Linked DNA regions of Homo sapiens: region 1 is linked to region 2. The links are chromatin contacts, found by Hi-C or POLR2A ChIA-PET in ENCODE. All regions are on one chromosome and are shown on one strand. The core of a region is the stretch at or near the end of the contact, and the rest is flanking DNA. Distances in the headings are between cores, read along the strand shown. Region 1 overlaps FANCC (FA complementation group C). Region 2 overlaps AOPEP (aminopeptidase O (putative)).

What was found. Hi-C counts contacts between places; a loop is a spot of excess contacts on that map. ChIA-PET counts read pairs that join two places held with the same protein, here RNA polymerase II (POLR2A). Pooled maps may share reads with other maps.
Region 1: a loop to region 2 is called in a pooled map, with 2.2 times the contacts of the local background. The contact joins two enhancer-like sites. A Hi-C loop is called at or near these places in 1 of 168 maps with a recorded cell type or tissue (right cardiac atrium) and 2 of 50 pooled maps. POLR2A ChIA-PET finds 5 or more read pairs at or near these places in 4 of 52 experiments (K562, WTC11, activated CD4-positive, alpha-beta T cell and 1 more).

Annotation. Positions count from the first base shown.
Region 1 is chr9:95,128,229-95,134,013 of GRCh38, forward strand. All of the region lies in intron 8 of FANCC (FA complementation group C), which reads right to left. It also overlaps a transcript of AOPEP not described here. Among named protein-coding and RNA genes, the nearest start is that of MIR3074, 45 kb to the left of the region's middle. RefSeq lists silencers at 1,699-1,993, 3,139-3,433 and an enhancer at 3,953-4,455. Within about 2 kb of position 3,288, at least 7 of the 41 ENCODE cell types and tissues checked have a DNase peak (open chromatin) inside an H3K27ac peak, as active enhancers do.
Region 2 is chr9:94,801,166-94,806,719 of GRCh38, forward strand. All of the region lies in intron 5 of AOPEP (aminopeptidase O (putative)), which reads left to right. Among named protein-coding and RNA genes, the nearest start is that of MIR2278, 6.0 kb to the right of the region's middle. Within about 2 kb of position 1,851, at least 2 of the 41 ENCODE cell types and tissues checked have a DNase peak (open chromatin) inside an H3K27ac peak, as active enhancers do.

The DNA of each region.
Region 1 (5,785 bases), core at 2,038-4,537, 330 kb after region 2:
TAAAACAAGGGAAAAGCAACCGTATGTCTTGAAGAAATGTGATTCATCTAAGTTTGCCAGAGCAATTTTCAAAGTTTGTACAACAACATGCCTATTGAATAAGAGTGTTTAAGATCAAATAGCACTGTTATGTGCCCACAGGCAGACAGATAAGAGCTTGGAAATGCGTTGATAGAAAGTAAGATGAAACTTGAAAATGGTAAAATTAAATTTCTTTTTTCTAAATGGTCAAACTATCCCAGAGCCATTCTATAGGTTTGATGCTAGTAGAGAATCATTCAATACTAATTATAGGGATTTCCAAACAGCAAAGAAAATGATGATCAGATGTAGATTAGGGCTACTATGAAAACCACTGGGGGAGCAAGGAAGACAGCTCTTACTCAGTTTGTTAGAAGAGAGTGAGAGCTTAGATCTGCTCCTCTTCTGTGCGCTGTTTTCTAGCAAAATCGCTCAATCCAATGTTTTAAATGCCTGCTGGCTGTGTGGAATCTGCTTGTTCTTCCCCATACAGATGGACTCTCCTCTTAGATTTCTTTCTTTCCAAATATTTCAGACCCTTGGCTACTCTCAGCCTGCTTCCACAACCCATTTTAGCTTTTAAAACAGGTAAGAGGCCAGGAGGCAGGGGAACCTGCAGAAACAGCAACGGCAGAGATTTTGATTTGAAAACCAGTCTCCTTTTTTTTTTTTTTGAGACAGGGTCTCATTCTGTTGCCAGGCTGGAGTGCAGTGGTGATCTTGGCTCACTGCAACCTCCAACTCCTGGGTTCAAAAGATTCTCCTGCCTTAGCCTCCTGAGTAGCTGGGATTACAGGCACGTGCCACCACACCTGGCTAATTTTTGTATTTTTAGTAGAGATGGGGTTTCACCGTGTTGGCCAGGATGGTCTCGATCTCCTGACCTCACTGAAAAAAAAGAAAACCAGTCTCCCTTGCTACCCCTACAGCTGTGAACTGCTCCTTCTCATCTGCACCCCTCACCGATGGCTTTTAAAATGACACTCTTTATACTTTTTGAGCACATAATTTCAGGGTCAGTGAGTCCCCTCATGAGGACTAGAGTACTACAGGTCAGGCATATGTCCCAGCGACATCAAATCACAAAAGCAATCTTAAGCTGCTTTTCTTATCAAGATAATCTTCCAAATAGAATTAAGGTTTTAATACACGCTTCTTTGGAAGCCGTATCTTCCCCCCTAAATCTCTGTAGCATCTTCATGAGTGATGACGCAGGCATCTAACCTCTGATCCTGTTTTATTTGTAAGGTGGGGCACTCCGGTAACACACCAGAGGTCACGCTGCAAGCCAGGGCTCTGAAGCCCCATGACTGCGGCCATTATCTTTTCTATAAAAGCGGGGAAATAAAATAAACCTTTTGTGGTTTCCATCTGTTTGTTTTTCTCCATCCTACCAAAATCTGTTCCTTCTCAAGCTCTCTCTTCTCCATCTGGCCTAACAATTTCCACAGGCAGATCATTTCAACTCGAGGGGAGCTATGTCAGCAGGAGGTCTTCAATAACATGAGTCTTGTCCTTCCCTCCTTATCTCCCCCCTCAGGCTTTTCACTGAATGCCCAGGATGACTAGGGAGCGAAGATGGAGAGCTCTGGGTTCTGCCCTCCCTCTTGTATAGACCCGATTGTTCTGCTGGGTGTGCATCCCCTTGGGCTAACAAGAGCTTTCCCTCTGATCTCCCCTCATGGCTACCCAGAATTGCATTGTTTATCTCCCCTCCACCTAGAAAGAAAGCCCATCTTCATCCCTCAAAACACAAGGGAAGACAAAGTCAACATGGAATCAACACACAATAACCATGGTCTCAGTGCCTGTTTTGGAAGAGAGGCAAGGGAGAGGCCAACTTGTCACTCTGCACCATGAACTGTGCAAATTACACAGGCTCTTGTGCCCGGTCCTTGATGTTTACTTAAGCTGTTATTTTCATACCAACTCACCAATGATTATTACAAGCCACTTGCCACTTGAAAGAGGCCTGAGAACAAGAAGAACAGAATTCTCAGGAAGAAGCATTTCTTTCTGTCATTTGCTGATTCTGTGTGTGTGTGTGTGTGAGAGAGAGAGAGAGAGAGAGAGAATAGGGAAAAGGAGAGGGACAGAAAACAAACCAAAAAGGGAAATTATACTATGATTTAAGGTAACTCACAGACAAAAGCAAATCCCTTTTAGAAAAAATAAAAAGGCAGTGAAGGAACAGAAAAAATTATCAAGTGCTTTCCATCTATCACCTTTCATAGATATATTCGCCTTAAAAATAAAGAAGGAAATAGCAGATGACAGAGAAGCTGAAGTTCATTAAGCCTGGAATAGATTCTTTCCTGGTATTTTCATGTACTTGCATGTAGCTTAAATATTTACTTAGGAAATGGGTCATTTAAAGAATCAGCTGATGGGCAGCTTCCCCTCCAGTTTACCCAGCAGCCGGACAATCCCGTCCCACCGTGTAGCTGTTTCCGAGCCACTGTTCTCTCCACAGTGGGAAGCCCTTGTTGTTAATATGTGCATATTCACTACAAAATACCTTTCTTCTTAAAAAGAAGATTCTCCATAAGAGTCATTTCACCAGTGAACTCCTCTATTGAAGTGAAAAATGATTTGGCTTGAGAAAAACCTATTTATACAAAACCTTCACATCTATCATGTACAATGAGGCACCTTTATAAATATGTATTTTTTATTATGCCATTTGCTTCTTTTCTATTTTCAAAATACTAAACATAAGACTCTAAATATCCCTTTTACATTTTCAGATCTATTTTGTTTTAAAACATTCAGGTTCCTTTTAACAAATTTGAGCTCGGAAAAATTATTCTTTCTTTTTAATCTTTACCAGATGTTGTTTATACACAAACAATTTTTTCAGTACTCCATAATGCAATTATTGTTTAATTAGTGATAAATCTGTCATTCCTGGGCTTAAGAACTTAACAAGTACCAAATGTACTTTTGCGTCTTAAATTTACATGTGCTCTTCTCTGTGTTTGGACACAGAGGATCCCCAGCACCCCCTCCCCTGCCTGAAGTCCTTCTAGCCTTGCCCAGTGGCCTCTATCCAATTAGCCCGGGTAGCCCAAGCTGGAAGAAAGCTCCTCAGCCCCCTGCTGCTTCACAGCTCAGCCTGAGTGGCAATGACCCCTACGTCCACCCCTGCTTTGTTTTTGGGTTTTTCCCTCTCTCCCTTCATCTCTGGCCACAAGGTCTGCATCCCCAACTGCAATTCCATTGCAAGGAAACTCGCAACGTGGGCCTCTTTCTTCACAGAGACTATGCTGGAGGATCTGGTGCCCCCCTGAGGCTAATTCTGGAAAGTGCAACTCCAGTCCAAGATGCAGAACCTCCCAGCTTTTAGCCATACACATCAGCCAGCACTACTGGACTACTGCTAAATTATCTACTTCAGCTCTTGTTCAATTACATGCACCACATTAAAGAGCTCAAAAGGAAGTGCCGAAAAGACTGAAAAAGCAGGAAAAGAAAACCCTGGCATGTTAGTGAAAAGCTACTTAAGCACAGCAAACTGACAATATCACCCAGGATGTAGAGTGAACTCTTCAGCACAATATTTTACCAAGGAGGAGCTGCATACTGGGAGTCTGTGTAAAGGAAGTTTCTTTTTCTTTCTGAAGTGCTACAATTGCTACCTGGAGAATGAGGGAAAAAAACACAACCTATCCCATATTGAGGAGGATACTGAGGTATCTAGATGCTTTTTATTCTTAAGTTCTTATTAGATAAAGTAATCTTTTGAATTAAGCCATAAAGATTTTTAGGTAGGAGAGAAAATGAAGCATATTCTGATATCAAATCTTAGCAGAAACAACTCTGCCTCCTGGGCGCCTCCTCTGCTCCTTTCTTTTGGGGACAAGTCTGCCTGGGAAGGTGAGGCTAGCTCCTCTGGACCCAGCTGCGGGCGGGCTCTGCCAGCAAATGGGAGGGCATGAGAATCGGGTACCTTCCGGCCCTGGCATGCAGCTTGCCAGCCAAGCACAGTGCCACCCTGACACCCTGCAGACACTTTTCATTCCAATGTGGAATCCAAAGAATAGCTTTCTGGGCTCCACAAACAAAATTGTAACTGGAAAACATAACATCCTTCTAATTTGGGGCCAGCCTTGGGAAACCGAACAATGCCAAGAAGGCTGCATAATTAACAAGTGGCTTTCACTGCTGTCGGTGACATCGGTTTTTAAGGTCAGGTCTGAAGCTATGGATTATGGTCTTCCCGTGCCCATGCTGTCAAGGAAAACACAAGACCATCTGCTTTTGAAAAGTTTCAGTCTGTACAGTAAATGACAATCTAGGGCTAATACCTCACTTGATGTAGGAGCTACCAACCGTGGCAGACAGCATGACTCGACAGCAGTCCAGTCCACCGCACGGAAGCCAAAGGGGAAGCCTCAAAAGTGAACGGGTTTTGAAAACTTTTCTTTTATTTTAGATGTTAAATACATACATAGTCATTTGGAACTCAGGTAATAAGAGACTAATCCCTCATTATTCATGGTCTTAATGGAAAATATCAGACCTGCGAGTCCAAGAGGCCAAAGAACATTTGGGAAGGTCATTTCACTTTGTACAACCTGTACCACACTTTTATCTTTTGTTTTTGTTACATTTTGGTAACTATAGAATTTCCAGGACTCATTCTGCATAGTCCCAAGAGAGAGAAATATAATTAACAGTGCTCTATATAAAACACAAGTTATGTAGACCATCACACTTTAATTACTCTCAGAATCCAACTCTAATGTAATAGGCATCAGGTTTCCTCTGGAGCACAGCGCAGCAGTCTCGTGCTATCTGAGTCTTAGAGATCTCTCTGATACTTCTGTACAGTCCTGTCACTGCACCAAGATACTGCACTGCGATAAATGAATCAGATGATGCAATTAGGAAGCAGGCTCTTCAGGTTACCCCTGCAATCACTTAGCCACGTCACAGGCCTATTGCGGCCTGCCTGGCTTTCTGGCACTGCAGGCCCAGGATGCTGAGGAGAACAGCCCACACCAATCAGGGGCTTCCAGCCATCGTCTGTATTGTAATTACGTCCTTGAACCATGAGGCACAGAGAGGTCACATCCTGCCAATGCCACAATAAATTAAACCAAATAACACCCTCTAGAATCCCCCTTTAGCCATAATGGAAGCTCTGAATTTCTGCACACATGATCCCGATAAAAGCTTTTGTAAGTCAACTGACTTCAAAGCTGTGTGACTCGTGGGAGATTACTGTAAACTACAAACTGGAGACTGAGCATTATACAGTTATGTGCAATGGGACGGCCTGCGTTCTCTGTCTTGCATCTGCTGTGCTCACCACAGTGCTGCTCAGGCATGAGGGCCACAGGCAAAAAGGACATGGAGAAGGTTCAGGGAAGAATCCAAGGATTAAGGAAAGGCTGGAAAAAAGGCAATGGGACTAGAATTTTTCAATAGGGAGAAGACTTAAGGAAAATGTCATAAGCACCCTGGAAGCAAGCATATAGCCCAGTTACTATCATTTTGCCACTGAAAAGGGACCAGAGAAACTGAAATCCTAGTATGCACATGTAAGTTAGTAATAGATTTAGCAGACAATAAAGGTAATTTATGACCTTGAATCACCAGGAATGGGCTGTCAGAGGGCTTCTGAAAGTCATGATTTATTTTGAATTGTACTGCAACCATTTTAAAATAAGGTGCATTCCTATTTCTTGCCTTAATATATGACTCTTCCGGATGGTAAGGTTAGGTAGTAATTATCCTTAAGAAATCTGTTTGGGCTCTC
Region 2 (5,554 bases), core at 601-3,100:
TGCAGACTCCCTCATGCACGAGCCTTTGAGTGTCATGGGCTCAGTTCAGACTGTGTTGAAAAGAAAAGGCTCACATTGTTGCTGGGATTGAGAATACATAGTGCCCCCTGAGTGGTGACTGTTGGATCATGGCTGATCAGTGGCTGTTAGCTTGGATGATGACAGCATAATGCTAATGAGCCAAAGGTTATAGCATCAGGCTCTGGGCACAGTAACATGACTTGGTCCCAAGGCCACAGGCTACTCACCTAATCCTGACCAGCTGTCTTGTCCATTCTCACCACTGGTCACAAGGGCAATGACTTGAGAGACCCTGAGTCAGATAGACTGTGGATGGATCAGTGTAAATCTATCCCTACTGCTAGAAAAACAGCTCAAAGCAGATGGCTTACTGTGGGGGTTGGAGGAGGAGTCACGTGCTACTATTTTTTAACAAATGCACTTTTGCTGTTGTGTCCTGGTTTGGTTCCCTGTATTTATTTAAGCTAAAATCTATTAATTAATGCCATTGTTCAGTCATTAATGGGTATCTGTGTTCCACTGAGAAAAGATAGAGAATGTACTTGGTTATATTTCCATTTTAAAATCTTAATCATTAGCAGTGAATATGCTTGACTAAGGATGGGAAAAATAAGCTCATCAAAACATGTGACTTCAAGTTTTTCCCTATTAGTCAAGGAAATTCCTGCTGCCAATTAATTCCCATGCTTTTGAGCAGCTGTCATTTGTGGTGTTTTCCCTGAAAACTGCACACATTCTTAGTAAAACCATGAGCAGAAAAGAACTGACCAGAACATTTGCTTTTGATCTTTACTACATGTATGTACTTTAAAGACTGGCTGGCTTGCCTTAATCCTTGAGGAGGTCTGAGAAAGTCATTTAGACTGATTTTTATCCTATGTTTATGAAGATAATGGGAATGCAGGAACTAGGATAATTATATATATTTGGTTACGTGCATCATATAATTGTCTTGGATGTCTATATATAGAATTTTTCTTAATGGAGGGGGGGGCTTCTTTTGTCCCTTTGAAGAGTCTGCTGGCCTTAATTTAAGTAGTAGAGGTGTTGGTGAAAAAAGAGTTGTTCATTAAATGTTTCTTATTTGTACATGGGTTTGAGGGGCCCTATTTACTTGGGAGTTTTTAGCACTTCATGAGAATTGCAGTTTTTTAAGGCATGTTTGCTAGCAGTTCCAAGTTCTGGCCTGAGGGAACCAAAGGCAGAGTATTTTTCATGCACAGGATTCTGTTTTCTATAGCTCCTTCCTGACATCAGTCTGCCAAATACAGAATGAGTTGACCTGCAGGCAATTCTCTAAAGCTTCTCTTTTCAAGTTTGCATGCCCAAGCAGGTAGGCTGTGTGTTTGCTGCTTTTTGCGATATTTGAAGTGATTTAAACATGCTTAACTCTGTATTTTTAGAGTGGCAAGCCTGAGTACCATAAGACCAAATGGTCCTGGGCACAAATTTTGAAAAATATGGTGGTGATCATAACTTAGCAACAACAAGACTGCTTTTATGCTTAAAAGCAGGAGAACCGTATATTCAAAATTTGTGGTTGGTTGTCAAATACCATTTTTTTCCCTTCCTTTTAGACTGTGGAAGTAAAGTCTGCCCAGGTCTAGATGTTTTTCTGGACTTATTACCATTCCCTGGATGAGAGCTGTGGAAGGGGGATTGTGGTCTCTTCCACTGCCAGGTGGGGTGGGGAAGGGAGGTGCTCTGTTTTTCCAAACTCTGGCTTCAATTGATTCTGCTTGCTTGGCTTGACTCTGTCGGGATCCCAACACCTTGGGCTACATGCAGCTGAGTGGGGTTTATGACTCAGCTGGCTACTGGGGCCCTGCTGCTTTATTTATGGTCGAGACTTTGCTTGAGGTTTTATAAAGCAAAGCTAGAACAAAAACGATGGTTTTGTAAGTCAACTTCATACCCTAAACAGGAATAGAGAAACCTCAAGGCTAGGAGGAGTCATCCAAAAAGACCTCCATACTGAAACCTGCCATTGTCTTCTTAGTTATAATATGCTGAGAGATCAAAGGACTTCTTGGTAAATTAAATGGCTCTTTCCCGAGTCCATATTTTATAAACATGTATGCAAGATCGTAAATTCCATACCTCTGGACTTCTTTAGTGATTAGGTCTTAATTATAATGAATACCATTTTATACCATTTCAGTATTCTTTTTTGGCAAATGATATTAAACATTCCCTCATGAACTAAAATGGGTAAATTATTAATCATGTTAAGCAGTTTCTGAGAATTTTAGATAATATAATGATTTCACTATTTTGAATATTACGTATCATAGTTTTTATTGAATAAGCTTAAAAGTCTCCTCTTTGATTCTGTTTTTGAGCTGGATTCTGATATTTCAGTGAAGTGAGGAAAAACACATTTATAAAACTTGAATGTATGATAATGACAAATCAGTTTATAAGAAGGTAAATAATACACAAATAATATTTTAGAATTTCGAATGCTTTTCAAACATGGCAGTAACTAGAACATTTATCAATACTGCTCTTCATGATTTTTGTCACCTTTTAATATAACAGGAGCCATTACTAACTGACCCCCTCCCCTACCCTGGTCCTTTTCCAAATCACTGTTCCAGGGGAGAGGGACTTTAATTCTTTGCTGAGAAAAATCACTAGTTTGCCTTTCAGATGCTTTCCTCAGTGGGTGTGTGTGGGCTTTCAGTTTTTGTTTCATTGTGTTTTTGCCTTCCATGAAGACTGAATCTGCCATATCAGGAACCGTAAAGTATACATTTCTTGACTTGACTACTATGATGTCTGTATGAAGATATGCATGCATTTAAAATGCATCTCTGAAGTACACACAGCTCTCTTCCTGTTGGTTTAATTAATATTCTACTGTTTTCATTGTGTCCTCGTATGTTCTCAGAGTCTCTGCTGGGGATTGACTGGCAAGCCTAGTTTCTTAATTTTGAGAAATAATGAAAGGAGCTCATCATCACACTTACACTCTCTGTTATAACAGCAGTAACGTTAATGGAATCATATTCTAGAACCAGGCATATGACAGTTGCTTAAAAATTAACACCTTAATCTTACCTTTGTATGTGTGTATAGGAAATGCTTTGCTTTGCATTTGTCTCTCAGCAGTTCACAATTACATGTCATGGCATAGTTAGGTTGGCAGAACTACCTAGCTGTCGTCCATATATGTTCTTTTTTTTCCTTGTATTTGAATTTCAAGAATCTCTTGCAACTTATTTCAGAGTGGTTTTCTGTGAAGAGCACTGAAGTTAAAAAACCATGTGCTGTGTAGTTCTGCTTCATGGCTCAGCTGTTCACATGCATCTTCACCCTTCATCCCACTGGGAAAATTGAGGGGAAAAAAATGACTATAGTGTGGCCGATGACAGGTGACAGATTGTTTGAGCTTTTCCCCACCTGTTCTATACCAGATAATCTTGATAATTTGGTTATTGTTTATTTATTCTTGCAATAAATATTTATCAAGCGTATACTGTGTGCCAGATAGTACTTACGATGCAAAGCCTACAAGGGTGAACGAGATAGAGGAGGCCTCTGTCCTTATGAAATGGACATTCTAGTCAGGGGAGAAAATTAGTGTACGTGAAACAAGTAATTAAGATGTATGCTATGAAGAAAATAAAATCAAGTAAGTGTCACAGTGGGAGAATCAATAGCATCGTTAGGGTGAGAGGGAAAAGCTTCCTTAAAGGGTGACATTTGGGCTAAGACTGAAGAATAAAAAGGAATCAGCTTTGTGACCATCTGGTGGAAAAGCACTCCGGTCCACAGGCCTCAAGGTGGGAACCACTCTCATGGGTTGGAGGAGTAGAATGAAGGCCAGGATGGTGGCAGGTCAGTGAGGTCTTAAAATGGCTTTCCTTAGCCCCGTTCTTAGTGAGCTTGGGTGCCAGGAGCAAGTGAGTCACTAAGAAATGGCAAGATTAAGTCAGGTCCATCATTCTAGGCAGACGGGTTATGGGAAGAGATCAAATTTTTTTTTTTTTTTCTTGGGACCGTAGATACCTATACCATCTCCCGACTGGCTAATGAGAACCTGATTGGCTTAGCAGCTGCTGTTCTTGAGCAGAATTCTCCATGGCTGAAGCTATCAGAACACCTGGCACCCAGACGGGCAACCGTCCCTTTGTAGAGAAGGGAGAAGTCTCAGATCACCACGTTTTCTTCCCCTGGCAGCTGTTGATTGATTCTTTGCAAGGGTTTTTGACATCGTTGGTCACAGAGAGGGAAGCTGTGTCTCATCCTAGTTTTATTTGCTCATCCTAGTTTGAAAGGTTTTTTGTTTTTTGTTTTTTGTTTTTTTTTTTAAAAAAAGCAACAACAACTGAATGAAAATAGGATTGACAATTAAAGACCATAGAAAAAATTATCAATTATTAAAATCTTCACAACATGCTTCACTATGAGGAAAAACTATAAAGCTCCCTATTACACAAGGCTTATTCTTAAAAGGTTTGATTGTGCAATAAAAGACTTCTGAATGTTTATACTAGTTCCTGACTATTGCATGCACAATTTTCTTAAGTACCTCAATTTGCAAATAAACGGTATGCACGTACATGCCCAAGAATGAATGTAACCAGCCTTTTCCTCCACTCCCTCCTCCCGGGTTAGACAGGGTGTTGTCCTGTTTATTCTTATCTCCCAGCCAATGTGTAATAGAATAAGCAAAACATAACATGCTGGTACAAAGGGCCTGTTGTTTTCAGCTTTCTAATTATGCTCCTTTCTGCTGGGGAAGGAAGCAGTCATAAATTTCTGTCATTATCTTAAGTAGCAAGGTTTCACAGCTTTGAGAATTTTTCTTTGTTTGTTCTTTGTTGGCTTTACTTGAATTTTTGATCCCTCAAACCAAAACCACCCTACTTTTAAACAATCCTTCTTTAGATTTCAGGGGATGTGACCCCCTGATTTCAAGGCAAGATGCAGCCATAGTGATTCTTTGCCTCAGGAATCAGATTTTGAGCCTTAAATTAGTATGCCTTTGAATTCACCATGGCTGCCAACTTCTCTACTTTCTCCGATGTGCTGCATATTTTTGTTTTGTGTGTGGGTTTTGTTTCTTGTTATTGTTGTCGTTTCTTTCTCAGATTTTAATAAATTCTCAATTTTCTTTCTGCATGGATTGTTTTTTAAAAAGATGTTGAATGGGCATTTCTTTCCCCTGTTGTGTGGTATAACTCTTCTCTGCTTTTTCAAACAGGTGGGTGTGAATGATAGAAAGCAGCTCATACCATCCTTTTTTTCTGTAAAATTTTAATCCCTTGTTTACTGGCAACCCTGCTGTTGCTGTAGAGATGAACAAACAGAATGAGTTGTGAGCTGTGAGGCACATGCAAGGTGATTTATGCCCATGTGTGCTTCCCCTTTGTTGCTTTCTTTGTGTTCACTTTCTCCATTTTCTCTTTTATTTCAATTATCCTTCTTGAGAAAATTATTTGACTTTATTTGCGTCCTATGTTATAGGTAGGGGCTTTCCCCTTCTAATGTGTTCTGGTTCTTTCATTTTTGTGTTCCTGAAATA